Regions from separate parts of the Homo sapiens genome. Here region 2 is linked to region 1. The links are chromatin loops, found by intact Hi-C in ENCODE. Cell type or tissue: B cell. All regions are shown on one strand. Links, peaks and the distances in the headings refer to the core of each region. The heading gives the core; the rest is flanking DNA.

Evidence for each region. A loop is a pair of places that touch in the nucleus more often than their neighbours do. Peaks named below come from ENCODE experiments on the same cell type or tissue, not always from the same donor. Only the 100,000 strongest peaks of a DNase experiment are listed, where the experiment ranks them.
Region 2: a loop joins it to region 1, with 2.2 times the contacts of the local background. A loop is called at or near these places in 1 of 110 quality-filtered maps.

The regions. Positions count from the first base shown.
Region 1 is chr2:111,048,434-111,064,304 of GRCh38, forward strand. ACOXL (acyl-CoA oxidase like) reads left to right here. Exons shown (of 18, transcript NM_001142807.4): 16 at 785-855. LOC124907866 (a long non-coding RNA gene) reads right to left here and starts at 1,744. Exons shown (of 2, transcript XR_007087182.1): 1 at 1,628-1,744. RefSeq lists enhancers at 1,419-1,713, 8,862-9,061 and a silencer at 1,419-1,713. In B cell, for the core only: no CTCF peak of the experiment used is centred there; DNase peaks (open chromatin) are centred at 9,468 and 9,938; H3K4me3 peaks cover 365 bases; H3K27ac peaks cover 997 bases.
Region 2 is chr2:111,203,661-111,219,531 of GRCh38, forward strand. It overlaps MIR4435-2HG (MIR4435-2 host gene), which reads right to left. Exons shown (of 5, transcript NR_136164.1): 4 at 4,828-5,001. Among named protein-coding and RNA genes, the nearest start is that of BCL2L11, 91 kb to the left of the region's middle. In B cell, for the core only: no CTCF peak of the experiment used is centred there; a DNase peak (open chromatin) is centred at 5,551; H3K27ac peaks cover 331 bases.

The DNA of each region.
Region 1 (15,871 bases), core at 7,291-11,290:
GCAGAGAATTGTGGGAGCATTTTCAAGCATGAAACAATGTAGTCAACACAGCCTACAGGAGGGCAGTCTGTGACTTACACCAAAATAAAAATTGGTCACCACATAAGTGAGCCTTTGATGAGAACCTGGCCATAAATATGAGAAGGGGAATGTAATTTTGTAAATTTTCTAGATTAATATTCCTAGAGCTTTCATGGCCAATTTCAATGGATTACTAAAACTTTTTTTTTTTCTCGTAAATCTTCTTGGGTTTCTCTTCCCTATTCTCCTTGAGAAGGTTGGTTGGAGAAAGACGACTTTATATATTTGGGGGAGTTTGTGGGGTTTGAGTCAACACTTGGGGCCATACACCAAGAGAAGAGTTAAAGCCATGGAAATCATGATGGAAGATTGAGATTTTTTAAATTAGCACTGTCAAATTTACAAAGGCAGGTGGAGTCTTCTCAATGAAGGTCCCAGGAAATGGAGATAGAGTGTCATCTCTGGGGACAAGATGACCCAAAAGGAAGCTGAACCCAGGACCTCCTGGCAGTTTAGGGAGGAGCTTTGCTGATGGGAATGGCCTTGTACTCTACTGTAATGACTCTGTCTGATGGGGTGGAGAAGTCACTGTACGGGGGCCCCTGACCCATGCAGGGGACAGTTGGGGAGCTCTGCCATGTCACCAAGGAAGGACGGACAGCATGCTGTTTACGTCTGTTATAACCACAGTGTCCTCCTTCACATCAGAAGGGCTCTGAGGCGGAAGTGAAGTCATTCACAATTTCCATTTCTTCCCTTCCAGTTACCTTAGAGCAGTTCTCCCTAGCAGTGAAGAGCTGTCCTGACCAAGAGGACCAGACTTTGTTAATGAAGGTAGGTTATCAGATAAAGAACTTATTTCCTAAAGGCTCAGAGCGTTTTTATTGCCCTGAGGAGAGTTTCATTTTTACAAGCGGGAGTAAATTTATCATGTCTGAATCGTGTGCTCCAGGGGGATAAGCTTGTCATAGGCGAATTGGAGGGTTGCTGGTTAACGAGCACCACTGCTGCCTGCGGAGTGCGGGAAAGTGACAGGAGAGTGGGTGTCCACATGAGTGGGGAATCTGTTTAACTCTCCAGAGGGCTCAGTTGGTTCTATTTAAACTTATCTGATGGAGTCTTGATGCTTTTTTAGCAGATTTATGAGGCTTGGCCAAATTCCACATCTCCCACTATATTTTTAATTAAGACAAAGGATTCCATACGTTCCCAGTCTGCTGCTTCCTACTTTTGGCACCTTAAGGAATGCTACACAAATTAGACTGTTCATATTCACCACCAGAATGAGCATCTTATGTCATAGATTCCTTGCCCTTGAGTGGAAGACAAGCTTCTTCCCCCCAACCCCCCGCCCCAAGGAACAGTTGTTTTATTTCCTTCCAAGTGACAGGAGCAGAGGCATTTCCAAATGGTATAACCTGCACTTAGGCTGCCTACCTAGGTGAGCCAAAAGTGTGGAAAACCCTGGCAAGCTGCCCACCTGGATTTAATTAAAACTTTGTCTTTGAAGCAGAGAGCAGTAAACAGCAGCAGATCACAAAGGTGCACACACATACTTTCCCACCACTAAGACTCATGCTTTCACACAGAAACCTTGCAGACTGACCTTGAGGTACAAATATTTCCATGATGTCACTTCAGTGCTGTACCACCAGGAAACCGCGTGCACCAGGAATTGCATTTCTTTATCTAAAAACCAGCTTCTTTACCAGGTGTCCTCTGACTTTAGAAATGGGTGGAAAAAAAATAGGGTGTCACTCTGAGGGATTTTCAACTCATTTGCCTAAGATGTGATATTTTTGGTCTTTAAAAAAAAAAAAGCTTTCAGTGATGTTAGTTTTATAATAAAGAAGCGCTGCTCATACCAAGTGTTGGGTTTGTCTGGGAACCCTGATTTTTCAGAGTCCTGGGCGTCTGATACACTGACTTAGAATGATATAGATTCAGGCACATGGGCGTTTCTTGTTTGCCACGCTTAATTCTCTGTTTCCTGCTTTAAGTTCTATTCTGCAAGGACCTTTCCTTCCAGGTGCAGGCTGGCTTTCCATGACCTTGAAGCAGCTCTTGGGCCCTGGATGCTCACCTCTTTTCTCTGCTCACCGGCCTTTGGTCTTTCTTCCCTCTATCCTGTGTTTTCTCCTACCATTTGCTTCTTGCTTCTCTCTTGTTCTTCTCCTACTGTCCATCTCTCCCCATTTGCAGGAGGTGAAGCTCCTGGGCTCCCCTGGAGGTTACATGGGCATCTCAGAGGCATTTTGGGGTACAGAGGGCAGCGACAGAGCCCAGCCCCAGAGACCACACCTCCAGGCCTGCTTCTAGTGGTCCTCATGGCCTCCCCGACTTGGGATGCCGCAGCCCCCTCTGAGTTTCTTCACATCTAGAGTGAGAGGTGAAAAGAGATGTAACCAAAGGCCCCTCCTCCTCTCACCATTTCACCTTCTTGCTGACTTTCATGGTGCTCTGGCTGGCTTCTCTAGCACATTCGGTTAGAAACTAACAGATTGGGGTTGGGAGAGGAAGGCTAAGATGGCCTGAGGTTTCCTGGAATTTGCGTGACCTCCAGTGGCGTTCAGTATTTTGTGTCTTACCTGTTGGTTTCTGCAGACTGTGTGGCCTCAGCAACAGAGGATGATTTATGTGGGCGTTTTCTCAATATTTGCAAATATTTGAACAGGCATCATCAAAGAAAGAAGTTTCACTGAACAAAAACGTGTGCCGAGTTCATATATACTGAAACTATTTTATGATTTTTTTTAGGAGATTGAGGTTTTCTAATGTCACATATCAGAAGGCACCATGTGGGTGTGACAATGGTATGCTGGGTTTTTGTAGATGTTATGTGAGAAAACCTATTCAGGGTGACAGTAGATTATTTTGACTACAGTCAGCCTGCAGGTGATTGTATGTTTGCTCTAGTGAGCTATCCACTTTGCAGACTGTCTGAAATAAATTCCCACATTTAACTTAACCTCATGAAAACTTGTTGGAGGCAAAAAACGTAGATCTGGGCCAAATATGATATATATTTTTTTGAGACAGAGTCTTCTTCTGTCACCCAGGCTGGAGTGCAGTGGCGTGATCTTAGCTCACTGCAACTTCCACCTCCTGGGTTCAAGGAATTCTCCTGTCTCAGCCTCCCCACTAGTTGGGAGTACAGGTGTCTGCCACCATGCCTGGCTAATTTTTTGTATTTTTAGTAGAGATGGGGTTTCACCATATTGGTCAGGCTGGTCTTGAACTCCTGACCTCAGGTGATCCACCCGCCTCGGCCTCCCAAAGTGCTGGGATTACAGACATACGCCACTGCGCCCAGCTGATATTTTTTAAAATTATATTTTGCATGCATTCCTGCATTGTCAAACATTCCAATGTTGCATTCTACATTGTCAAGGGTAATTGAGATCTGAGCACAAATATTTAAAGGGGTACCATTAAAAATGCAGCTTGTATGGCAGGCATGGTCCATGATTGTCCCAGGCAGCCTAATTTTGACTCAAGTCAAAAGCCCCTCCCTCAATCACATAGCTCCACCTTGCCTAACCTGAGAAGATGCTCTATAGACAGACTGCCAAGAAGATGCAAGAGATGAACTTGGTTCATCAGATGGCTGAACCAAGGTCAGATTCCCCTGCAAAGACAAAAACATTGAGATTTTGAAGATGGCATAAGCCAGAACATTCATCTGACAACCAGGAAAAGCAGGAGGGACAGGAAAACAAGTGACTAGCCACCATTGCATAGCTAGTCAGCCGGCAATAGAACTAGGACCAGAAAGCTGGGCTTCTTCCTGCGGGGCCCACTCAGATGAGCAAATTCATAGAAAATTCCACCACTCCACCCCTTCAGCACCATGAGAGCACACACGGGAGGTGTGACTGCAGTGGAACCATGAGGGGTACTGTGGTGGCAGGCTTCTGGAGTCACTCTCAAGGCTTGTTAATCACATCCTTGTTGCTGGGGGTCCTGTAAGACAGGAGAAAGCCAGCTTCTCTGTGACTCAGTTTCCCATCTACCAAGCAGAGGTGGAAGCTGTTACTGGCTTAAGTAACAGACCCTGCAGACCCGAGAAGGGGGCTAGGGAAACGGTACCCAAGGGTAAGATAGCTGTTATCAGGAGTTGCCTCTCAGATTTCACTACAATTTGAACCATAGAACAATATTTAGATTCCATAAATTACTCATTTGACCCTGTTCGCGTTTGATCTCCATACCTACCTGTTTCTTCACTGATTCTTAGTCCTATTTGCCAATTAATCTCTTTGGTCCCTCTCGGTCACTACCTTGGAGAGCCCATTTGCCCTTGGCTCCACCTGCACTCGCCTGTGACTCCAGGTGTCACCTGAGCTCACGTCCAAGCAAGCTCAGCAAGTCTAAACCCCACCAGTTTCTGTCCTCCCACCCCCCCAATCTAGGAACTGTGGGGTAGTCTGTGGCACTTCCCTGTCCCGGAGCTGCCATGGAAGTTTCCATGTGTCTGTTCATCCTCTGCAGCCTCTTTCAGGGTCCTCCATCTCCCTCTGTCCCAGCAAAGAGTACCTGGACCTGACCCCTTAAGGACAAGTTTCTATCCCCACTCTGCCAGCAACTGGAGTGTAACCTTGAGCAGGTCACTTTTATCTCTTTTAGCCTAACGTCCTCTTCCAGTAAAAGAGGAGGTAAATTAGACCACCCCAAAGACCCTTCCAGCATCACACTCTGCAAAGTCATAAGTGAAAATTATCGACAAGGCTGCAATTCTAAATATGCTTGAGAATGAACCAACCTGGCCTTCTACCACTCGTCTCTCTCCTCCAGGCGCTGCCAAGTGAACTTGCTTGGAGCCCCACGTCCTACATGTCACTCTGTGGATGCATTTCTAGCCTAACTCCTTCTCATCTTTGGAATAGGGTAATCACAAAACTTATCATCCAAACATGGATTTTGTGTGTGTGTGTGAGTGAAAGGGGCACCATTAAAAATAGAACTTGGATGGCAGGCATAGTCCATGACTGTCCCAGGCAAACCAGGGCATTGGGTCAGCCTAGATTTGAATCAAGGCCAAAGCCTCTCCCTCAATCACATGGTTTGACTTTGCCTAGCAGGCCTCTTTCTCAGTGCTTGGTCCAGACCCTCCCTGTCCCCACTCCCACTAGGATTGTCCCCTCTTAAAAATCAGAGCCTCTGTTTAGGGTGGAAGTTGGCAGGAAGACAGATCTCCTGGTGACAGTCTGCACTCGCACCATCATTTACTGAATGTAAATGATCACACCTCCTCATTTTGTTCTTGCACACCTGGGAGTTTCTTACATATCTGGCAGCAGCTGCCTCCAATTTGGGTGGGAGATAGCCCCAGCCAGGGGCCTCCATGGGACTAAAACTTCCTGAAGCCATCGCCTGCAGAGCCTCCCTGCCTCCCTCGGATAAGCTGGAAAATATTTAAATAGAATGGTCAGAGGAAAGTGGCCCTTGCTGGTAAATGCTTCTGACCAGGTCAGGAGACAAGAGCTAGTATTGAAGGAGCTTTGGCTGATGGGTTATACCTGGAACAAGACAGTAGAACAAGGGTTGGCTCAGAGCAAGCCTTCCCTGCTCTAGTGATGTTGAGTGAGTGCCTGGAACATTCCCCATGCTACAGTCCCAGCTATGGCCTGGCTCGGTCACCTTGCCAAAGGTACCTGGCTAGAAGCACCATGGGAGGCTCAAGGCAGGCCTGTCTATAGGTGGATCTGATATCTACCACATTTATGGCAGCACACAGTAGAAAAACCAAGCTGCCTGTAGGAAAATAAAGCTTGGCTTATTTATAGCACTGCCTTGAATCTCTGCTCCTAAGTTGCAACCTTTGGCAGGGCTGTCACGCACCAGCAGCAACCATGCTCCCTCTTGTTCTAGGTGGAGGGCTGGCTGAGGTGGGCAGGCTGCTGGTGGTGCAACAGATGATACCTTGATCTAAGCAGACATGTAGAACAGTATTCATAGCTGCTGTCTACCCAGTGGGACATGCAGGGGCCCATCAGGGTCGGTGGGTACAGCTGCCAAGAGCTGCAGCCCAGGTTGAGCAAGCCTGCAGAGACAGCTCCCCAGGAAGGCTCCACTGATGGGAGGTGTGGGGGCTGAATGCTGCTGGAAGCTTCCTTAGGATTTCTTACCAGCCAAGTATGAATGCTGCCCCCAAATGCACAGAGACGCCTGGGAGCGTGTGGAAGGAGGGACGCCAGGCCTCCCTCCACGTCCCCTGCCACCATGGTCTGGCCAGATGCAACCCTTTCTCTGTCTAATTACATTTTAAGAAGTCAGACACATTTGAATCCTCCTGGCAACCAAAAATCTCCAAGAGATCGACATGACTCAACCCTTCAGTCCTCCATGCTTACTGAATACAACTTCTTCCCAGGCGAAGGCATTTTCCCCTAGCCTGATGGAATCCTGTCCAGAATGAGGGTTTTCACAAGAAAAACAATGCCTTTCCCTCAGCTTGGGAATGACTGTGCATGGAGGAGAAAGGGAATTTTCCACATGACTGCTCCACTGCTTCACCTCCCCACAGAAGGTTTAGAAGCACCTCAGCAAGCTGGTTGTCTAATGTTTCTTAAATTGTCATTGTCATAAAGATTCTTTCTGCTTCACTTCTTCCAAAGTTCTCCTCCTCACCCACCCCCAACCTTGGTCCAAGGCATAGTAATTGAGCCATTCAGTATCCAGCATGGGGACTGGTCCTGCAGGACCAGGCAGGTGCCTTTGTCTGCCTTTGTGCTCAGAGAAGGCCTTCACGCCTTTGGTTCTCGTAAGGTGCTCGCCACGGCAACCCAAGTGTCTAAGCAGGGCATTTGCAGGGGACTGTCCCCACCTCACAGGCGGCTAGCAGCAGCAGTTTGAGCCTGTCAAGTGGGTGAGGTGGGGTTTTTCCCTCTTTCCTGCATTCTAACTGCTTTTTCTTCCTTTTCTCAACCTGTGTAGGTGGTAGCTAGTTTAAGCACCAAACCTAGCAGCCAATAATTAACTACACACACCTTCCATCATGCACAGTGCAAACCATGATGTCCTTCCTTCTGCAGGTGGCTCTTGCCATGCCCAAGGACCTCATCTTGGCCCCATGCCATTGAGAGAGTCCTAAGCTCCGACCAGCAAGGGCTTCCCTCTGCCTCTCAAGTGGAGGCACTCAGGGGCTGCCCGTTGTGGCCACACACCCTGTGAATGCATCACATGTACCCACATCACCATTCAGTCATCTGGGGCTGGGAATGGGATTGGGCCTCCACATGGAAAAAAGGGGATTCTTTTCTGGGGTATGACTGCATTTCCAAACCCAGTCCAGGATCAGTAGTGTCAGTCCTTGTTCTGAATTCCCATAACACAGCTGATAAAGAGTGGCAGAGTTCCCATAACACAGGTAATAAAGAGTGGCAGATAAAGAGTTGTGGGTGGGCTGTGGTTTGGAATCCAGCCCTGGCCCCTTCTAGCTTTCCCTCCACCTTCTCTTATCCTCGTAAGCTAGAGCCACACAGAAAGAAGTAAGAGTGTGGCTGGCAGTGTTCCTAAAATAAGTTGTTCAACAAATGTTTACTGAGTCCCTATTGTGTGTCAGGTAGTGTTTTTCTAGTACCTGGCTCACTTGAAGAGTATATTCTAATGTTTTTATATTTAATAAGGGAAAAGATTTGGAGGCTAAGGCAGGAGCATTGTTTGAGCTCAGGAGTTCGAGGTGGCAGTGAGCTATGTTTATGCCACTGCCCTCCAGCCTGTGTGACACAGCAAGACCCCAACTTTAAAAAAAAAAAAAAGTTGGGAGAAGAACTACTGGTGACATAGAAATCAGGTTTCAGACCTACACTTCTAGCAACAAATGGTTTTCTCTCATTCCTATGCCATTGAAGCCCGGGATACTTCACTCTCTTCACTCCTAGAGGTCCCCTGCAAGTGCCAAGCCTATGTCAAGTATTCTGCAAAGCTCAGCTCAAACCAACCCCCCAAATTATTGGTAACAATTATCCCTCCTAATGAGCTTCAGTTTTGGAAAGGGATCTTTGAGGCATAGGGCTAACTTTTTAACTCAAAAAAATATATATATATTTAGGCCAGGCATGGTGGCTCACGCCTGTAATCCCAGCACTTTGGGAGGCTGAGGTGGGTGGATCATGAGGTCAGGAGATAGAGACCATCCTGGCTAACACGGTGAAACCCCATCTCTACTAAAAATACAAAAAATTAGCCGGGTGTGGTGGCACATGCCTGTAGTCCCAGCTACTCAGGAGGCTGAGGCAGGAGAATCGCTTTAACCCAGGAGGCGGAGGTTGCAGTGAGCCGAGATCGCACCACTGCACTTCAGCCTGGGTGACAGAGCAAGACTCTGTCTCCAAAAAAAAAAAAAAAAAAAATTTCATGGTAGTATGCCAGGCTCCATAGTAAGTCAGCAAAAGGGTCATTTTGGTGGCTTTCTGGACGCAGCTGGCATGGTCCCTCTTCGGAAACATTTTTGAGTGCCTACTATGTGTCCAGCACTGTGCTAGGCACTGAGGGCACAAATATCCATAAAATGTGGCCCTCACCCTCAGGTAGCTCCTTGACAAATAGGTGAGACAGACACTTCAGCACCTTGGAGTGGGCTAAGTGCCGAGAGCAAAGGAATTTGGGAAGCTAGTGGAGCACTCAGTTGGGCACTCAACTCAACCTGGGTTTAGGGAAGACTCCCCTGAGGAGGTGATATTTGAGCTAAGTCCCCATGTCTCTGCAGGAATTTAAATTTAACCAACTGTGTGGGTTCCACTGTGCATGCTGGTGGTGTCGATGTGACACGTTGTGTTCTGACTTTTCCATTTATAGAGTGTTTCAGGTGCACTGATGCATGCCTTGAGAGCTGACTGCCAAAATAGGGGCCCCAGACAGCTGCCTTCCCAGGGGAGGGGTATCCAGAAACTTCCATTCTTGCTGTGCACATTTCCCCAGCTGACCTATAGCTGTCTTGAAATTATAGCATTCAATATTCCTTCCTTGGCTCGGAAGACTTTACGGGCCTTCCAGTAGTTAATGTCAAAGTTAGGTGTCTCTGGGAGGGAATGCAGCAGAAGCCATCAACAGCTAATAGTTGCTCTAGAATTATTCTGAAAGCATGGTGTCCAGGCCAGGGGCCAGGAGTAGAGAGGGAGAGGGGTGGTAGGGGATTAGGAGGGGGAAGGCAGAGGGGTTCCCTCTCTTGCCACAAACAGATCTGCTCTGCTGTCTGTGCATTTACACTTCGCCTAGCTCCTCCACAAAGTTCTGCTATAAGGAGAAATGGGCCAATGTCTTTCCAATCCAAATGCCATCAGAAGCAAGCTCTACATGTGCCCGACTGCCTAAGAGGAGCATATGAGCGCACAGATGGCAGCAGTATATGAGGACATTACACCTGCTCTGCTCCTTGATACTTCATTGTCAAGCATCTAAATAAGTATCTAAATGGAGAACCAGCTAGGAAGTACAAATCCTGGTGTTCAGAAAAGCAGCGAGCCGCCCAGGCGTGGAGGGTGCAACGCTTTGGGGATGCCTACCCATGCGAGTCTAGCACGGCTTGCGGGTGGGGTGTTCCTTCTTGAATGATCTGTTCTCCATTTCCTCTGTGCACAGCTCTGGGGGCAGATTTCATTTCAGACTGCTTTAGAAGACAGGACAGCAGGAGAGGAAATCACTAGAGACAAAAGAAAATTAGAAGGATTTGGTAGAAGTCATATATAGGAAACTGAGAGCAAAATTTGGCTCTCGGAGACTAAAGTTAGTGGGAGGAGAGAACAGGGCCTGGCCAAGACTTATCATTTCACCATTTAAATAGAGATCAAGATGCTAAAGTTCCCAGGAGACATCTCTTTTGTGACTTGCCAAGAGCACGGAGAAATTCCATCAGGGAGCTTCTGAGATATGGATCCAGACTAGCAGACATTAACAGAATTACCAGGTGTCTAGGGGGATCCCAGACTTTTCAGCACACAGTGAGGGGGATGTAAACACTAAAGTTATATGGGAAGTCACGCTGGATGGATTGACGAAGGCAGCAAAGCCTAGCAGTCACACTGAAGCAGCTCCCTGCCGTCAACCAACCACATTTGCACCCTGATTAAAAACTGGAAACGTTAAGAGACTTGAAGATTTCTGCTCTCTGCACCTGCTTAACTCTTCCTCTTGCCCTTACTAAATTTTAGCTGCTTTCTTTTTGGCTAATTTCACAATGTTCAAAAGTCTATTGGAAAAAAAGAAACCCACAAAGCACCATAGATAAAAACTTTGAGATGGGGAAAAAGAAAAATACTGGTTTGATCTGCTCCCTTCCTCTCCCAGAACCCAGGAAAATGCCCAGTACACAAGAAGCAAGGAAGGGAAGGATAAAAAAAGGAGGGAGGGAATTAGTTCTGGATGAAATGTCAGAAAAATGGCCACCATGAAGGCCCCAGTCAACCAATCACTTCCTCTTCTTGGGTCTCCTGATGGAATGTTTTCATCTTTGGGAAAATCTTTCCACCTTTATCTCTTCTAGAACTGTAAAAATGACAGGATGAGCCAGGGCAGTGTCTCATGCCTATAATCCCAGCACTTTGGGAGGCTGAGGAAGAAGGATCACTTGAGGCCAGGAGTTCAAGACCAGCCTGGGCAACATAGATCTCTACAAAAAATTCTAAAAAGTAAATTAGCCAGGCAAGGTGGTACATGCCTGTAGTTCCAGTTATTCAGGAGGTTGAGGCTGGGGAATCACCTGAACCTAGAAATTTGAGGTTACATTAAGGTATGATTGAACCACTGTACTCTAGCCTGGGCAATACAGCAAGACTCTGTCTCTATAAAATAATAATAATAGTAAAAAACTGGAATTGGGATGGGAACAAGGCAACTTGGTGTGTTCCTGAAAACCTTGCCTGATGGAAAGGGCAGCTAATAACAGCCTATTGATAATTGATTAATGTGTTACATTTTGAAAGTACACAAAACATAACATTCAATATCAGGATTAAGATTTATTACATAAGTGAGACAAACCTTCTATTAAAAGTGGAAGGCTCTCAGATTGGATGAAAAATAACACCCAACCATACAATATATATTTCAAAAATGCACATTTTTCCCAGGAAGATGCTGGAGACATACTCATCCCTATTCCTTCTGCTAAGTCCAACTAAAAACACTGGACATTACGTTTAAAACAAACATAAAAGATTCTGAAAGGTAAGAACTAGAAAGTAGACCAAGCTAGGAACCTCAAGACCCAAAGAATGACACAGCAGGAACTCCCTGAATTTTGTTTGTGCCTCATACATTCCAGAGTTAGAGCTGAAGAAGCTGGCAACCTGGAAAAAGCTAACGCACACAAAGGAAAAAAAAAAAAGAGAGAAGAAGGGGTAGAAGAAGGAGGAGGAGGAGAAGGAAGAGGAAGAGAGAAAGGAAGAAGAGGAGAAGAAGAGGAGGTAAATGAGGAGGAGGATAAGGAGGAGAGGAGGAGAAAAAAATGAGGAGAAGAAAGAGTAGGAGAAAGAGAAGAAGGAGGAGGAAGAGGGGAAGGGGTAGGGGAAACAGAAGACTCCTCCTGCCAGGCAGCACAGAAAAATATGTGGTCCCACCTTCACCCATGCCAGGAAAGGCCCAGTGGGGAGTGCAGACTCCACACTCACGAGACTACAATGAGGCAATGCAACCTCACCACTATGGTTGTCAGAGGAGGCCTAGTAGGGAGCTGGGGTTTTCATCTCCACTTGGCAGTAATGAGGCCTCCCTTCCCCTCCTGCCTCACTACAGTGACACTGGAGACCATCTGGGGAGCCTGGACTTCTTCCTCTACCCAGCAATAATAGGTCAGTCTGCCCCCTCCCCACTGCGGTGGTGTCAGAGAAGGCCAAATGGGGAGAGTCAAGACTTTAACCACTGGCTCCAATAGTAATGAGGCCACCCCCTGGTAGCGTCAGTGGAGACCATCTGGGGAGCAGAAATTAGGGACCTCTACCCTTCCCAACCAGAGTGGGATCAGCAGGGGCCTAGTGGGAGCCAGCACCCCACCCCAGCAGCAACGAGGAGCATCTCCCAACCTTGGTGGTCACAGAGGTTGCAGTGTATCACCCTCCCCTGATGGTGCAGCATCACAGGATGTTACCTAAGACAAGGTTTAAATAAGATCCAGAATTTCATCATAGAATACCAAAATGCATAGTTTTCAATCAAAAAATCACTCACAATACCAAGAACCAGAAAATATCAAACTGAATGAAAAAAGCCATCGGTAGACACTAATATCAAGATGACAGTGATGCTAAAATTATCTGGAAAAGGTTTTAAAGCAGTTATTATAAAAATGCTTCAATGAGTAATAGTGAACATACTTGAAACAAGTGAAACAATAAAAAATCACCAATAAAATCATCTCAGCAAAGAAACAGTAAATATAAACAACCAAATGGAAATGTTAGAACTGAAAAATATAACAACTGAAATAAGAATCTCAGTAGATGGGCTCAACAGCAGAATGGAGAGAACAGAGGAAAGAATAAGTGAACTGGAAGATACAATAGAAATGACTGACTCTGTACAACAGAAAGAAGATGGAATGAAAAACAAAGAGAGCAGAGCCTCAGGGACCTGTGGGACTATAACAAAAACTAAATTTATATCATTTGGGGTTCCAGGAAAAGATAAAAAAAGAAGATGGAGCTAAAAAAGTACTCAAAGAAATAATAATTGAAAAATCCCCCAATTTGACAAAACCCATAAACCTACGGATTCAAGAAGTGAATGACCAATAGGATACATCAAAGAAATTCACACCAAGACACATCCTAATTAAAGTTCTGAAAACTGAAGACAAAGAAAGTCTTAAAAGCAATGAGAGAAACAACATTTTATCTCTAAAGAGAAAACCAATTCAAATGACAGCATATTTCTCATCAGAAACCACAGGGGTCAGAAGAAGTGATACAACATTTTTAAAGTGTTAGAAAAAAAGGAACTGTCAACCAGAAACCTATGTCCAGTGCAAATATCATTTAGGAATTAGGAGGAAGTCAAGCTATCCTCAGATTAGCTTGATTACCCAAATAAGTACACTAACAAAGTGGAAAGAAGTTCTCTAAACAGAAGGGACATGATGAAAGAAGGAATCAAGAATCATCAGGAAAGAAGAAAGAATTCGGTAAACAAAGATGGTAAATTCAATTAGCTCTCCTTCTCCTTTTGAATTTTCTCAATTATGTTTGATAATTGAAGTGAAAATTATAACACTGATGTGATTCTAAATAGATGTAGAGAAAACATTTTAGACTATTATAAACAAGGGAGGGCAATAGGATGTAAAGGATGGTAAACTTTCCACACTTCAAACTGTTGATGCACGTAGACCATGAAAAGTTATATATACAAAATGTAATACCTGGAGTAACTACTAAAAAACTACTCAGAGAGATGCACCCCAAAGCACCATGTATAAATCAAAATAAAACTCTAAAAAATGCCCAAGTCATGCATGGTAAGCCAAGGAAGAAAAAAAAGAAATGAGAAAACAAGGAGAACAAACAGAAAACAAGAAATAAAAAGACAGTCTGAAACTTAATATATTAATAATTATATTAATTTTGAATAATGTAAAGGCAAAAATTTAAAGACAGATGGTCAGAGTGGATTAAAAAACATGAACCAATTATATGCTGTGTATAGGGTGATATAGATAGGTTGAAAGCAAAAGGGTCAAAAATAACACATCATGCAAATATTAATTAAAAGATAGCAAGAGCGGCTATATTAATATCAGATAAAGTGACATCAGAACAAAGAAAATAATTGAGACATAGAAAGACAGTCTATATTAACAAAAGTGTCAATCCACCAAGAAGATAGGGCACTGCTAAAGGTATGCACCAAACATGACAGCTACAAAATATGTGATGTGAAAACTGATAGAACTAAAAGGAGAAACAGACAAGTCTACAATTACAGTTACAGACTTCAACACTCCTCTCTCAACAATTGAGAGAACAACTAGACAGAAAATCAAAACACATAAAAAATCTTAACACCCTTAGCATATAGGATCTATGGACATTTTTGGAACACTCTACCCAACAACAGCAGAATGCATTATTTTCAAGTGCCCAAGAACATAAACCAAGATGGACTGTAACATGGAACATAAAGCAAACCTCAAAAAATTTAAAAACCTCAAAAGAAATAAAAATACGTTGAACAGAATGAAAATGAAAATACAACACGTCAAATTGGTGGAACATAGCCAAAACAGTGCTGAGAGGGAAACTTACAGCTTATTTTAAGAAACAGAAAAGTTTCAAACCAGTGACCTAAGCTCCCACCTCAAGAATCTAGAAAATATAAAGAGAAAAATAAATGCAAAGAATGCAGAAGTAAGTAAATAATAAAGATAGGAGCAAGAATCAATGAAATTGAAAACAGAAAAATAATAGGGAACAACAACGAAACAAAGAGCTAGATCTTTTAAAAGATCAATAAAAGTGACAACCCTCTGGCAAGACTAACAAGAAGACACAAGCTACTAGAGTGAGACAGATTATATTAGTATATACTCTGTGCACATCAAAATGGTAGTAAGATAATACTAAGGAAAATTCTATGCCCATAAATTTGACAATTTAGATGAAATAGACTATTATTCGAAAACACACAATACCACAGCTTTCTCAACATGAGATAATTTGGATAACCTTATAACTATTGAGTAAATTAAATTCACAATTTTAAAAATTCAGAAAAAGAAAATTCCAGGCCCAGATACTTTCAGTGGTTAATTTAGAGAAGAATATCCATCAGTTCTTCACAATATTTTCCATAATGTAGAAGAAGAGAGAACTTTTACCAATTCATTTTTTGAAGTTAGTATTCTCCTGATACCAAAATCAGACAAAGACAGAACCAAAAAGAACTACAGACCAATATACCTTATAAACATAGACATAAAAAATCCCTAACAAAATATTAATGGGTAGAATTTAGCAATATATGAGAAGAATTATACACTGACCAAGTGTGGTTTGCTCTGAAGACGCAAGGCTGGTTCAATTTTTACAAATAAACCAATCTAATTCTTCATATTAACAGGAAAAAGAGAAAAAAAAATCACATTATCATTCCAATTGATGCAGAAAAAAGCATTTGACAAAATTCAACAATTACTCATGATAACAACTCCTAGACAAATAGGAAGAAAGTGGAACTTCCCCAACTTGGAAAAGAGTATCTACAAAATTCCTATAGCTAACATTATACTTAGTGGTGAAAAATTGAATGCTGTCCCCCTAACACTAAAAACAAGGCAAAGTTTGGTCTTACTATTTCTATTCAATGTAGTACTAGGAGTTCTAGCCAGTGCAATAAGGCAAGATACAGAAATAAAAGACATATCCTTTTAGATAATAAAGGGAGACAAAAGTAGCCCTGTTTGCAGATGACATAATTGTTTATGTAGAAAATTCCAAGGAATCTACAAGAATGAAGCAAGGAAAGAAGGAAGGAGAAAGAAATGAACGAAAGAGAGAGAGAAAGGACGGAAGGAAAGCAGGCAGACAAGGAAAGGAATTCCTAGAACTAAAAAGTGACTCAGCAAGGTTGCAGATACAAGGTCAACGTTCATTCATTGTATTTCTATATATAGTTGTCCCAAGGTATCTGTGGGGGATTGATTTCAGGATCAACACTCAGATACCAAAATCTAGGGAGGCACAAGTCCCTTATATAAAACTATGTAGTAGGCGGGGCACAGTGGCTCACGCCTGTAATCCCAGCACTTTGGGAGGCCAAGGTGGGTGGATCACGAGGTCAGGAGATCGAGACCATCCTGGCTAACACAGTGAAACCCCGTCTCTACTAAAAATACAAAAAATTAGCCGGGCGTGGTGGC
Region 2 (15,871 bases), core at 3,884-7,883, 150 kb after region 1:
TAGTAGTTACATTTCCAGAAAAACTAAAAGAAATTCTGAGATATAATGTGAAATGAAATTTGGCACGCAGCTCTTAATATCACTTTTACTTAGCATGCATTGGACACCTACAGTGCAGGTGAGGAACACTGTTAGGCGTCCAGCAGAGACAGGATGGATGGGCACCATCAGCAAGCATGCATCAGATCCCAAAGTACCCTCTCTATGGGGCTTCTTGAGTTTTCTCTGCAGCTGTTTTTTGTTTGTTTGTTTGTTTGTTTGTTTGTTTTCCTTATTTGCTGGTGTTCTGCTAGAACCAGGTTAAATTGAATTTTTGTTTTCACTATACTTTACTATTCTTTTTCTGAGCTGGCATCACTAGGCTATCCAGTTGTCTTGATTGCAGTACTCTAAATCAATTGGCCCTTCCCTCAATCTACCTAATTCACACAATCTTTCAGCCACGGGAGCACATCTCACAAAATGAGAAGCGTCTTTCCTAGTAGCTGTAATCTGCTTCAATTTGCTGCCTGGTAAAGCTATTGTGAGCTTGCTGAATCACTGCTATGTTGCTCATAGCTGTGTCCAAACTGTGAAAATTGCCCAGTCTCTGATCATGTCTCACCTCAGTGGGTACAGGTCAATAGCACAATTGGTGTGATGGTTCATTTTAAGCGTCACTTTGGCTGGGCTACAGTGTCTAGACATGTGGCCAAACATTATTCCAGATGTTTCTGTAGGTGTTTTTGGATGAGATTTTTACATTGAAATGGATGGGCTTTGAGTAAAGCAGATCACCCTCATAATGAGGATGGGCCTCATCCAATCAGTTGAAAGACTGAATAAAACAGAAGATTAAGCAAGAGGGGATTCTGCAGCCTATGGCCTTCAGACTTGAACTGCAACATTGACTCTTCCTGGGTCTCCAGGTTGCCAGCCCACCCTGCAGATTTTGGACTTGTCAGCCTCCATAATCATGTGAACCGATTCCTTAATATAAATTTCTTCATATACCTATATATACAGTCACACACTGCATAACAATGTTTTGGTCAATAAAGGATCACATATCTGATGGTGGTCTCATGAGATTATAATAGCATAATATATTATATATTCTATATATAAATTATATATTATAATTATAATATATAATATATTATTATAATATAATAAAATTCCTATCACCTAGTGATTTCATAGCCATCACAATATCACAGGACAGCATATTACTCAACAAGGCTGTGGTTGAGACAGCAAACAACGGTTCCTGAGAAACTGACTAATGAGTTGTAGGAACTGGAACCAGAATCCATAGCTGAAGAGAGGCAAGAGAAAAGAAACTGCAGGAGAAGAAAAGAAGAACCCCTGAGAAAATTCACAGTGAAGCATTTGGCAGAAGCTTTTGCAGACCTCAACTTTTTCTTTAAAAAGTTTGAAAGTGACCCCCGACACTGAAAGGTTTTTATTAATAGAGAGGAATGTTCGTGGTGCATTATCTGTTTACAAACAAATCTGTGATGAAAAAAAGAAACAACTAAGCAAGATGCTATGGACATATTTCTGAAAAGAGTGACACCTCCTCAAGAAGATCCTCAGTCAGGTCCTTCAGGCGGTGTTCCAGAAAAAGGCGTTGCTATCATAGGAGATGACAGCTCCGTGCATGTTATCATCCCTGAAGACCCTCCAGTGGGACGAGATGTGGAGGCGGAAGATACTGATACTGATGATCCTGACCCTGTGTAGGCCTATGCTAATGTGTGTTTATGTCTTAGTTTTCAACAAAAAGGTTTAAAATTTAAAAATAAAAAATTTCTAAATAGAAAAAAGCTTATAGAATAGGGATATAGAGAAAGACAATATTTTCGTAGAGCTTTACAGTGTGATTTTGTTTTAAGCTAAGTGTTATTACAAAAGAGTCAAAATGTTAAAAAGAAGTTTAAAGTTTATGAAGTAAAAAAGTTACAGTAAGCTAAGGCTAACTTATATATTTTAAAAAATATTTTTAGAAATTTAGTGTAGCCTAAGCGCACAGTGTAATGTCTTAGTTGCTCACGGACTCGCCCAGAGCAACTTCCAGTTCTACAAGCTCCATTGATTGGAAGTGCCCTATATAAGTGTGCAATTTTCACTTTTTATACTGTATTGTTACTGTACCTTTTCTATGTTAGATATGTCTACATAGACATATATACCTACCATTGTGTTATAATTGCCTACAGTATTCAGTATAGTAGCATGCTGTACAAAGCCTAGGAGTGACAAGCTATACCACATAGTCCAGGTGTGTGGTAGGCTATGCCATCTAGGTGTGTGCAAATACACCCTATGATGTTTGCACAACGATGAAATTGCCTAAGGACACATTTCACAGAATGTATCTTTGTTGTTATGCAACACATGGCTGTATATACACACATCTTTTGATTCTGGCTCTCTGGAGAACCCGCATATACTTGACAAAAATGTCAGGGTAAGCCTGGAGTCCTGCTGGTTGTTCTCCTGTCTGTCATGTTAAAAGAAAAATAAAACTATTAACTGGCTTTCATTTTTAAACATTCCCAGGCCCCAAATTCTATATCCCCCTGGAATCAGCATGGCTGCAGGAACATCTTCTCTCTGCCGGTCAAGGACACTCCTCAGCAGAGTGGCCCTTTCCGAAGCTGAAACAACTTCTGCCTCTACTTGCATGGCTTCCCAAAGGCTGGATCCTTGTGGGAATGCATTTCAAAAGGGAAGAATCAACTGATTTCGGGGCATGCAATCAAGACCCTAGGTATCAGTATGAAGGAGTTCTTCATATAATCTGGATATGAGCCTCAGTTAGGTATATGTATAGTAAAGAGTTTCTCCCAGTCTGTGGCTGCCCTTTTCCCTTTATTCATGATGTCTTTTAATACACATAAATTTTAATTTTGATAAAGCCCCAGTCACCTCTTTACAAATTTTATGCTTATTGCTTTTTTGTGTCTTAAAATATCTTTGCCTACCTGAACATCATGAAGACATTCTCCCATGTTCTCTTCTCAAGAACTTTACTATTAGTTTTCAGACTTAGGTTTATGATCCATCTCAAGTTAATATTAGTGTTTGGTGTGAGGTAGGTGGTCAAGATTTTTTTTCCATATGGATATCTGGTTGCTCCAGCAACATTTATTGAAAATAACTTTCTTTTTCCTATCTAACTGTTTGGCACCTTTGTCAAAAATCATTTGACTATAGGTGTAGTCATTTTTATCCAACAAGTTTTTGGGTGGGTGGCCGCAGACATTTGGTCTGGAGCTATACTACCTGGACAAGAATGTATCAGGGTCATGAACTTGTCCTCATAGTGCAAAGATTTCTGGTCACTTCCATTTCCCAGTCACCTTTGTGAATTACTACTTGGAAGTTTTATGATACCACCAAGCCTTGGTTTTGCTGTCAAATACCCAAGGTGCTTGACCCCTCCCTGCCACAGTTTCCTTATCGGTAAAATGGTATAATGGCAATAACTGATGCATGGGGCTGTTGCAAGATCAATGGGGTCACGAATGCAATGAGAACACTCGCTATTGCCTGTTTCCTCCTTACCACTGTGAGCTCCTTGAGAGCAGAGACCATGTTTTATGAATCTGCATTTCAGTGCTTGAAAGGATACCTGGCATATGGCAGGTGTTTCTTAAATGTATGGAGAATAAACTATATTCTTTTAGATGGTGTAGATAGAACCATTTGTATGGCAGTCTGTTGTTATTTTATTCCTACCCAATCCAGGGGACTTGTCTGTCTTTATCTTATTTGACACACTTGACTGCTCCTTCCTGAAGCCCTTTATTCTCTTTGCTTCTAGAATACCACACATTTTTTGCTCTCCTCCTGCTGTACTGAATGTTCTTTCTTAGTCTTCTTGGTCATGCCTGTTGCCTCTGCTCTAAGGACTTTTCTGCCCAGGGATCGTCTTCCACCCCTTTTCTTCTCTATGCCACACTGTCTCTCTTGGTGATCCCTTCTTCTCTCATGGCTTTAAGTTCTATTTGCTCACAACTCCTGAATGCCTGTATCCATCCTGAGCCCACAGTCATGTACGCCATGACCTACCCCACTTAGGCTTAACAGGCATTTCACTTCAAAGTAGTCCAAAACAAAGCAGGAGATTTTTCCCACATGTGATTTTATTTCACTCTGTCTTGAGTTCTCAAGTTTTTCAAGACAAAATCTTCCGAGTCAGTCATGGCTCTTCTCTTTATCCTCACTCCGCTTCTCTAGTTCTTTATCAGGTCCAGTTTGACTCTATCTCTAAAACCATTTCTGAATGTGTCAATTTCTTTCATTCTAACTGGCTCTACTACAAGTCCAAGTCACCATCCTCTCTTGACTGGGCTACTGCAGTGGACTCTGGCCTGGTCTCTAAGCTTTCTTTCTTGAGGGATCTGGTCATACCACTCCCTATGCAAAACCCTGTTGTAGAGCAAAGTCCAGGCTTGTTGCTTTATCCTAAAAAGCCCCATGGCAAGGGCCTCTGCCTGACTCCTTGACTTTGTGGACAAATGGGTTTATCTATGGGGAAATAAGAATGCAACATTCCTGACATCATGGAGGCCCAGCCTTCTATCTAGAGTTATATAACATCTTGGAAGGTTCCAAAGGCATTAAGTCAAGTCCAGGTTTGTCAGTTTCTCCAAAAGATGTCAATGAAAACTGCATACGTCTTGCAGCTGAATATCTAAAGTATCAATTGCCTGAAAAATACTGATGAGCAAAATCCACTGGTGGCTACAAAGGTGATTATAAAGCAGTAGTGACCTAGTCGTGGGGAGATAGCACACTGAGTTAAGGAAAGCTTGTGGGTGTTCTGGCCAGACTGACCTAGGTTCAAATCCTTGCTGTGCCCTGTCCAGGGAATGTTAGCTGCTGAAGCTCTCTGGGCTTTATCAGTAACAAGGGGTGATTTTGCCCTTTGAAGTTTGCTAGAAGATTTTCTGACAGAGTGTCCTTTTCAGCGAGTGACAGAAATGCAGTAGGTAGTCTCTTTCTCCTTTCCTAGAGATGAAAAGAAACAGGAGCTGATGAGAAGTTCTAGGCCTATTGTTCTAGAATACCCAGGCCTATTGGTGTACTGCCCCTTCTACCCTACCTCAGCATGGTGTGGTTCATTCTGGAAAAGGCTCTGCAGAGGCACGAGATTTTCTGGCAAGAAGCAGATTGCTGCTTTAGATGGCTGTGTCCTGGCAGGACCACCTTAATGACTTGTCTCAGCACATTTAGGGTGTCAAAAATAGCCCTTAAATCTGGGCCCCTTCATAGCTCAGAAGAACCTGGGCATAATGTAGAAATTATTCTCTAGTGAGAACAAGATCTACAGGGTGGAAAAATAGAAACCTTAAAAGTTAGGAAATAACAAGAACAGAAAAACAGTATACCTTGTAGATTATTTTTAAATGACCAAATTGAAGACCATGGGATTTTTTTTTTTAAACAAACAAGCTAGGAGACAGTGGTTAGTTTTGACATTGATGTAGTTGTAGGGAACTCTAGTTTGTGGTCAGCCCAAGGTACTTTCCATGCACATGAATCACCACATGCACTTAACTTGAGCAGAGCTCAATTTCAGATTCTTTAAACCAAAGTGAAAAGCCCCAAGTTAGGTTAACTGGCAGGCACATACTGTAGACAGCCCAGATCTGGGAATTTTAAAAAAAGTGTGTGGAAACAAACATATTTTGGTGGTTTTTGACATAATTATTGTCTCTTTCTCACAGTGATTTGCATAATGTTGCAGAGGTGTTGCCTGGCAAGCTCCAGTTAAAGTTGCAGATTTTGTGTGCACCTGTTTGCAGGCTAGATAGAGAACAGTCATATGCAAGTAAAATCTTGGTACCCTCCATTGCTCGATTTACTTTTTTGAGCAGGCTTATTGCTGTATAAATAACCTACAAAAATTCCACATATTTGAAGTGTAGATATGTTTTTGCATATGTATATATCCATGAAACCATCATAACAATCAATATAGTAAATATTTCTATCACTCCCAAAAGTTGCTTCATGTAATTTATAATTTCCCTCCCAAGCCTCTCTTCCTCACTACTAGTTTGTTTTATATCACCAAAGATTTTCATTTTCTATAGTTTTATTAAAATGGAATAAAGAGTATATGGTCTTTTTTGACTGGTTTGTTTTACTTAATATAATTATTTTTGAGATTTATGCATGTTGTGATTATCCATTACTATTATTTTCTTTTTTTTCTTTTTTACTGAGTAATAGTCCATTGTATGGATATATCACAATTTGTTTATCCATTCATCTGTTGATGAACTTTTGAGTTGTCTCCAGTTTGGGGCTATTTACCAATAAATGTACCATGAACATTGGTGTACAAATCTCTGTATGGATATCTGCTTTCTTTTCTGGTAGAACTGAGAGGCTGGGACATGTGGTAGGTGCATGTTTAACTTTTCACGAAACTTTAATCTGTTTTCCAAAGTGGTAGTTTGATTTTACATTACCAATAGCATTGTATGAGAATTTCATTTCCTCCATATCCTCACCCCATATGGTCAGTCTTCTTAATTTTAGCAATTCTAAAATACATGTAGTGGTATCACATGGTGGTTTTAATTTGAACTTCCCTAATGATGCTGACATCTTCTCATGTGCTTATTACCATCCATATATCTTCTTTGGGGAAATGTCTGTTGAAATCCTTTGCCTATTTTATTTTTAATGGGGCTATTTTCTTATTATTGAGTTTTAAGAATTCTTCATATATTCTGGATATAAGTGCATTATCAGATGTGTATTCTTGGCAAACATTTTCTCCCAATCTGTGGCTTATTTTTTCAATCTCTTCAGAGTATCTTTCAAAGAATGAAAATTTTAAATTTTGATAAAGTCTAATTTATCAATTTATTTTTTATGGACTGTGTGTTTGGTGTCATACCTAAAAACTCTGCCTAACCCAAGGTCATGAAGATTTTCTTTTATGTTTTCTTCTAAAGGTTTATAGTTTTAGATTTTACATTGAGATCTGCAATCCATTTGAATCACTTCTTTTTATATAATGCACGTTTGCATCCAAGTTCATTGTTTTTGTCTGTTTCTGCATACAGGAATCTAACTCTTCCAGTACTGTTTGTTGAAAAGGCTATCCTTTCTTCATTGAATTGCTTTTGCAATATTGTCCAAAATCAGTTGTCCATATTTTTGAGTGTGTCTATTTCTGGACTTTCTATTTGGTTCATTGATCTTTTCCTCTATCTTGCTGCTAGTACTAGAATATTTTGATCACTTGTAGCTTTATAATAAATCTTGAAAGCAGATAGTTTTAGAACTTCATCTTTTCTCTTTTTTAAAGTTATATTGGCTCTTTTGGTTTTGTTCGCACTTCCATATGAATTTCAAATCTGCTTTTCAATTTCTACAAAAAGCCTGCTAGAAATTTGATTAGCACTGCATTGGGAAGAGTTCTCATTTTAGCAATACTGAGACTTCTGACCTTTAAACAAAGTATATCTCTCCGATTATTTAGGTCTTCTTTAATTTATTTCAGCAATGTTTTGTAGTTTTTAGTGTACAGGTCTTACACTTATTTTGTCAGATTTACCCATAAGTATTTCTTTCTTTTTTTTTGAGACAGAGTCTCAGTTTGTTCCCCAGGCTGGAGTACAGTGGTTCAATCTCAGCTCCCTGCAACCTCTGCATCCCAGGTTCAAGTGATTGTTGTGTCTCAGCCTCCCAAGTAGCTGGGATTATAGGTACAGGCCACCATGCCCAGCTAATTTTTTGTATTTTTAGTAGAGACAAGGTTTTGCCCTGTTGCTCAGGATGGTCTTGAACTCCTGGCCTCAAAGGTATCCACCCGCCTCAGCCTTCCAAAGCAATGGGAGTACAGGCAAGAGCCATAACGCCTGGCCAGTATTTCATATTTTTGATGCCATTCTAAGCAATTGAATTTTAACATCTGACAGTTCACTACTAGTACATAGAAATACAGTGATATTTTACATTTTTTCTGTGTTCTGACATGTTGCTGATGTGGTTTGGCTCTGTGTCCCCACCCAAATCTCATCTTGTAGCTCCCATAATTCCCATGTGGTATGGGAGGGGCCTTGTGGGAGACAATTGAATCATGGGGGTGGGTCTTTCCCATGCTGTTCTCCTGACAGTGAATGGGTGTCATGAGATCTGGTGGTTTTAAAAACAGGAGTTTCCCTGCACAAGCTCTCTCTTTGCCTGTTGCCATCCACATAAGATGTGACTTGCCCCTCCTTGCCTGCCGCCATGATTGTGAGGCCTCCCCAGACATGTGGAACTATAGGTCCAATAAACCTTTCTTTTGTAAATTGTCCAGTCTCAGGTATGTCTTTATCAGCAGCATGAAAACGAACTAACACAGTTGCTAAACTTACTTTTAAATTCTAGTATGTAAAGTGTACATTCCTGAGGATTTTATATATACATAATTGTGCCAACTATGAATCTTTCCAGTCTATGCCATTTATTTATTTTTCTTTATCTGTTTTGCTGGCTAATATTTCCAGCACTGTTAAATAGAGTGGTGAGAGCAGACACTTTTCCCTGATTCTTGAATTTAGAGTAAGAAAACTCCATCTTTTATCATGAAATATGATATTAGCTGTAGGTTTTTCATAGCTACCCTTCAATTGTTCAATTGGTTGAGAAAATGCTTTTCTATTCCTAGTTTTCTAATAGTTTTTAATCAGGAATGGGTGTTGGGTTTTTTTCAGATTTTTTTTCTACATCTATTTAGATGATCATATTGCTTTTATTTTGTAGTTAATAGTGATTTACATTGATTGGGTTTTGAACATCAAAACCCAATCAATGTATTCCCGGGATAAACCCTTCTTGTTCACCATGTTTTATCCTTTTTACATATTGTTGGATTAGATTTGCTAAATTTCTTTAGAAATGTTGCATTTATGTTCATGAGAGTTAGTTATTCATCTATAGTTTTCTTTGTTTCACTTTAAAATCAGAGCAATAATAGGCTCATAAAATAATTTGGAATTATTCTCATCTCTTCAATTTTCAGAAAACGTTTGTAAGGATTGTTATTTTTCCTTCTCTTAATGTTTGGTAGAGTTCACTAGTGAAGCCATGTCAACCGGGAATTTTCTTCATGCATACATTTTAAACTAAACATTCAATTTATTCCGTAAATAGAGGATTGTCTGGGTTCTTTCTTTCTTTTTGAGTGGGCTCTGGTAGATTGTGCCTTGCCAGGAATTTATCCATTTTATCTAAGTTTTAAAATTTATAGGCATAAAAGTTTACAATACTTCCTTATTATCCTTTTAATATCTGTAGAATCTGAGTGATCCCACCTTTATAAATCCTAATATTGATGAATTTGTGTCTTAAGTAATTTTTTAAATCAATACACCTAGAGGTTTTTAAATTTTATTGATCTATTCAAAGAACTAGCTTTTGGTTTTATTGATTTTTTCTATTTTTTTCTGTCTGCTATTTTATTGATTTTTCATTCTGATCTTTATTATTTCCCTTTTAATGCTTACTTTGGCTTAATTTGCTCTTCTTTTCTAATTTTTAAAGTGGAAGATGAGGTCATTGGCTTGAGATGTTTTCTTTTTTCTAAAGTAGAAATCCAGTGCTGTATATTTCCTTCTACATATTGCTGAAGTGGCATTCCACTATTGTTGATATATTGTGTTCTCATTTGATTATTTTTCAAGATATTTTCTAATTTTCCTTTTGATTTCTTATTTTACCCCTGGTTATTGACAAACACATTACTTTGTTTCCAAACCTTTGGGAATTTTCCAGATAGATTTCTGCTAAAGAATTCTATTTTAATTACAGATTGCTCCGAAAACATACTTTGTTTGACTTGAATCCTTTTAAATGTATTATGCATTGTTTATGGCTCAGAATATAGAATATATCTTGAAAAATGTTTCACGTGCCCTTGTAAACAATGTGTATTCTGCTATTTCTGCATGACGTGTTCTATAAATGCCAAGTAGGTATATTTTATTAGTAGTGTTGTTCAAGTCATCTATATCCTTGGTGATCTTTTTCTTTACTCATTCTATCAATTATTGAGAGAGAGGTATTAAAATATCTAATTTATATCTGTATTTGTTAATTTCTCCTTATAGTTTTATTGATTTCTGTTTTATGTACTTTGGAGCTCTGTTATTAGGTGCATAAACATTTAGGATTATTATGGTCTCTTGACAAGTTGATCCCTTTAACATTTTTAAATGTTCTTCTTTATGCTTGATAATATTCTTTGCTTGAAATCCACTTTTATATTAATATAGCCACTCTAGATTCTTTGTTAGTCTTTACATTGTATCTTTTTCCCATCCTTTTTCTTTAACATAGTTATGTCTTTACATTTAAAGTGCCTTTTTGTGTTGGTAAAAAGCACATAGTTGGATTAGCATTTTAAAAAATCTAATTTGACAAATTGCCTTTTACTGGTGTTGTTTAGGCCATTTACATTTAATGTAATTATTCATATAGTTAGGTTTAATTCCTGTCATCTCACTGTTTTTCTCAATTTATCCCATATGTTTTTGCTCTTTTTTCTGTTTTTCCCTGACTTTTTTCAAATTGATTATTTTTATGATCCAACTTTATCTCTTTTGTTGTCTTATTTGCTGTAACTCTTTGTTATTGTGTTATTTTCATATTTCTTAGGATTAACAGAACACATCTTTAACTTATTATAGCCTACCTTCAAATGATATTATACCAGTTCGCGTATAGCATAAGAAACTTACAACAGGATACTTCCATTTCTCCCCTTCTGACCTTTATATTATTGTTGTCATTCATTTTACTTACATACATGTTAACATCACGCTACATTGTTATTACTTTTGTTTAAATAATTGATTACATTTTATGGTCATATCCACTTTTCTTTCTTTCTTCCTGAGGTCCTGAAGTCTTTTGTTATTATTTCCTTTCTGTTCTGAGCACTTGCTTTAGTCATTCCTTAAGGGCAAGTCTTCTGGTGACATATTCTTTTAGTATCCTGTCATCTGAAAATGACTTTACTTCCCCTTCATTTCTAAGGAATAGTTTGACTTCTGGTTTGCAATCCAGTACGTAAGGAGCTTGGAAGTTGTCACTACATCCTAACAACAAATAAAAGGCTGAACAAACTGATTAATTAACAACTCTTAGATCCATCAGAGAAGTGAGGTTTACTGCCCCTTAAATTGGAAAGACTGACAAGAAAATACTTAGAATCACAAATTACTGCAGCAGAAACCCTTGAGCAGAAACCTTTGTGGGAACCAGTATGGGGTAGAAAAACCTGAACTGTAATTGATGAATTGCTGGGCATTCACAGTAAATAAGTATGAGAGTTAAACAGTCCAGGGGGACCCATTCAAAGGAGGGCCTCCCACTTTTGTGAGTTCTGGTTTCAGGAGTTCAACTAGGTTCTCACAGTGAATATCAGAAAAAAAAAAAAAAGATCTTGTTCTTCTGGTGAGGAGAGGGAGGAGGAACTATTTGAAGTAAGTCAGATCATTCTCTTCTAGTCAAAAAGGCCTGGCCTCAGGAGAAACTATTTTATCAGAGCCTAAACTATTGGGATTTTATCAGAGCCTAACCAACCTGGAAGAAAGGAAATAGCATGCTCCAGCATGCCTTAGCCTTCTACATAGGGGAAGAGAAATACTCAACTTCAGTTCATTCTAGCCATCTTGTCCTGCCTAAGGGGAGTGTTGGGGGGGTCGAGAAGCTCTGTTTGAAGTTCACAGTTTAGAGACACAGGCTCACTAAAAGACTGAGATATAAAACTATAGAACACTTTTCTCCTTCTTGCACTGTTACAGGATCTTTGGGGTATTGATTTTCTGGCCAGAAACCTCTGTGGCTGGTGGCATCTTTGCCTTAGTTCCTGTCTTGCCTCTAGAAGAATGAGGTATGCAAACAAGTGAAGGGTGAACAAGACAAAGAAAGCTTTACTAAGTGTTAGAACAGCTCAGAGGAAACCCTTAGTGCATAGCTCCTCTCTGTAGGCAGATCATCTTCTCTGTAAGCAGATCTTCCCATTGAGTGCTCAGCTCTCAAGCAGAGAGGAGGCCCTGGAGAGGGTAGCTCCTCTCTGCTATTGGTCATCATCCTGACATCTGCTGCTCTCACCAGAAAGGAGGCCCTCGAGAAAGTTACTTCTCTCTGCAGCTGGTAGTCCCTATGTCTCTGCAGGTCTCTGAAGCTCTCAGAAGAGAGAGTAGTTCCTCACTGCAGCAGGCCATCTGTCCTCCGTCATCTGTCCTCTGCCCTGCTCTGGCTGAGCCTGGGGCTTTTTTGGACCTTAGAGGGAAGAAGTCCCTGTTGATCAGTTCATGGAGGGCCATGGGCAGTCCAGAAAAGGCACCACAAGTCCCCACTCCATTCTGCTGGTCTGGCAGCCTGGCTCCCAGCCTTCAGGCCCTCCTTGGCCTGAAGGTGGGGTCTTACTGGCAACCCACCCACTTCCACCCAGGAGCCTGCCTGCCTTCTTGCACTGTTACAGGATCTTTGGGGTATTGATTTTCTGGCCAGAAACCTCTGTGGCTGGTGGCATCTTTGCCTTAGTTCCTGTCTTGCCTCTAGAAGAATGAGGTATGCAAACAAGTGAAGGGTGAACAAGACAAAGAAAGCTTTACTAAGTGTTAGAACAGCTCAGAGGAAACCCTTAGTGCATAGCTCCTCTCTGTAGGCAGATCATCTTCTCTGTAAGCAGATCTTCCCATTGAGTGCTCAGCTCTCAAGCAGAGAGGAGGCCCTGGAGAGGGTAGCTCCTCTCTGCTATTGGTCATCATCCTGACATCTGCTGCTCTCACCAGAAAGGAGGCCCTCGAGAAAGTTACTTCTCTCTGCAGCTGGTAGTCCCTATGTCTCTGCAGGTCTCTGAAGCTCTCAGAAGAGAGAGTAGTTCCTCACTGCAGCAGGCCATCTGTCCTCTGTCATCTGTCCTCTGCCCTGCTCTGGCTGAGCCTGGGGCTTTTTTGGACCTTAGAGGGAAGAAGTCCCTGTTGATCAGTTCATGGAGGGCCATGGGCAGTCCAGAAAAGGCACCACAAGTCCCCACTCCATTCTGCTGGTCTGGCAGCCTGGCTCCCAGCCTTCAGGCCCTCCTTGGCCTGAAGGTGGGGTCTTACTGGCAACCCACCCACTTCCACCCAGGAGCCTGCCTGCCTTCTGCTGTCCCTGTCCCCCTGGCTGCTGGCACCAAGAGGCACCTGCAGGCCAGCACTGAGCAATCCTCAGAGCTCCCCTCTGCTTCCCCTCCTACTCTCATTGGTACCCAAATTCTGGAGGGGGCTGGGGCAGCAGGGCACTGGCTTGCCAGCACTGATCCAAGTGTGTGCAGACCATGCCAAACTGTGATAGCACCCGGCCTTGGCTCCAACCCTGCTCTGATATGGGAGCCTGTGCCCGGAGCAGTGAGAAGCCAGGCAACTGGAGAAGACACCCCTGGGCTTATGGGTACCGGGGTCGGGGGGCCTTCCCTGGCCCCTAAGGGTGTAGGTTGCAGAGACACCTAGGTCTTGTACCTGGGAAGGTGGCTGCAGCTGCACCCAGGGAGCTCCCACCCTGCCAACTCAGAAGGGGTGGGGTTCCTGCTTGTCCTTGGCTCCTGCCGGCTTGGTGGAGCAGAGGCCCAGGTCTGCACTTGTGGATCTGGTGGTTGCACCTGCACCAGGGAGGGCAGAGATCCTCCCTGCTCCTGGCACCTGCAAGAGCACAGGGAGGCTCTGATCGGCAGCCACAGCTTGAGCAGCTGCAGCCTTACTCAGGAAGGCAGGACTCCTCCCTGCTCCATGGAGCAGGAGGCCTGGGTCTGCAGCTGCAGCTGCACCCAGGAGGGCAGGGACCCTGCCTGCTCCATAAAGTGGGAGGCCTGGGTTGCCAGCTGTGGTTTGGGTGGGTGCATTGGCACCTGGGGAGCTGCTGCCCCAACTCAGAAGGGCAAGTCTCCAGCTTGTCCTGGCTTCCAGTCTCCTAGGAATGTGGAGCCCCAGCTGTGCCTCCCTGCTGCAGCTGGCATGATGGCAGCGCTGCTGCCATCAACACCTCACTACCACATTAGTAAAGACCAACTTTCTGCAGTTCCTTTTATCCAGTATCTCATATCTGACTATTAAAAAACAATTACAAGGCATGCTAAAAGACAAAAAAAAAATAGTTTGAAGACACAGAACAAGCATCAGAATTAAACTGATATACCTAGAATAGTCTTACTAGGTAGAGCATTCAGAATTGCCGATTTTTTTAAATCACTATTTATAAAATGCTGTGCCACTTCTTTCTGGCTTAAGTTTTACAAGTAATGTATTGTTTCCCCTTAACCTCTCTTAAGACCTTTTTCCATCTTTAATTTCCAGAAATTTGAATATGATTTGTCTTGGTATGGATTTCTTTGGATTTATCCTATTTGGGGTTTGTTCTACTTTATTCTTTTTGAATCAGTGGGTTTAATGTCTTTTGTCAAATTTGGGGAAATTTTAGCCATTATTTATTAGATTATTTTTTTCAGTTGAACAGTTTTTCTCCTTACTTCTAGGACCCTGATGATACAAAAGCTAGATTTTTTGTTATCATCCATAGATCTCTCAAACCATTTATTTTTTTTCTAGGCTATTTTCTCTATATTGTTTACACTGAGTAATTTCTAATTATCTGTCTTCAAGTTTGCGGATTCATTCTTTGTTGTCTCCAAACTACTTTTGAGGCTATCTGTTGAGTATTTCAGTTATTGTATTTTTTTAGGTTTATAATTTCTAGCTCATTACTTATTCAATATCTTATATTCCTTTACATAGATTCTTTTATTTTTAATTTTGTTTCAAAAGTGTTTTTAATTGCTCATTTAATAATTTTTTACACTTGATCTTAGCCAAAAGGCCAAGAGGCAATCATTTAATAATTTCTGCTAACTTTGTATGTGTTTGAAACTTCACAATAAAAAGGGAAAACAGATGCAGTTTTTCTGATCTAGGGAAGATGCTGACCACTTTCTTCATCTGTAGGAAAAACCAAAACAAGAAGGAAATGAGACTAAATGATTATAGAGGAGAGTATAAACAGCTTAATTAAGAAGATATTTCACCACTAGGAAAACTTCCCATGCAAAGTGCATCCTAGTGCCTGGTCATCTCTCAAATTTAATGTTTACTAGTTTTAATCGCAAGAGTAATAAATAAAAACTAATGATTCATTTTGCAGAATAATAGGTATACTGTAATCCCAGTTCTCATACATTGGAGAAAAACAAAATTTAGAAAATGAGATTCCTCTATAGTCACAGCCCTTATATCACCGCTCTCAATGGTTTTGTAAACCATTCAGATTTCTTTATGTGTGATTAGAACTGGGATTATATTAGACCTATTATTCTGCAATTTCTTTTTCTTCTTTTTTGCCTAAATATTCTGCTAAGAGAGTTTGTGAAACAGAATAAACAGCTGTTTAGACAGAAAAGCTAAAAACAGTTGAAAACAGCTAAAAGCAGCTTCTTTTCTGTTCAGATTCCAAGATCATGCCAATTTTATCCATATTTTAATATCTGGCATGATCCAGGATCTTTTTAACCTAAGGACATAATTTTCCACAATTATTATCCTTTTTACCTAAGGACAAAAAAATTACAGTAGTGAAAATAACCCGAAAAGCAAGATCCTGAAGTTCCGTGCTTGCAGTTGGCTGGCCCTCTGTGCCTCTGTGGGCAGGTGGCCGCCGGGCTTTGTGTCTGAGGGGCTGCATAGTAGAATGACTCAGCAAAGCAGTGGCCTGGGGAGCATAGAAGAGGCTGACTAAGATTATGAGCTTTCAGGGGAGCATTCTTTTTAGCTGGCAAATTTCTCTTTTAAGGTAATGAAAGTGTTTCAGGTTCCTCTTTGTCCATTTGCAAATA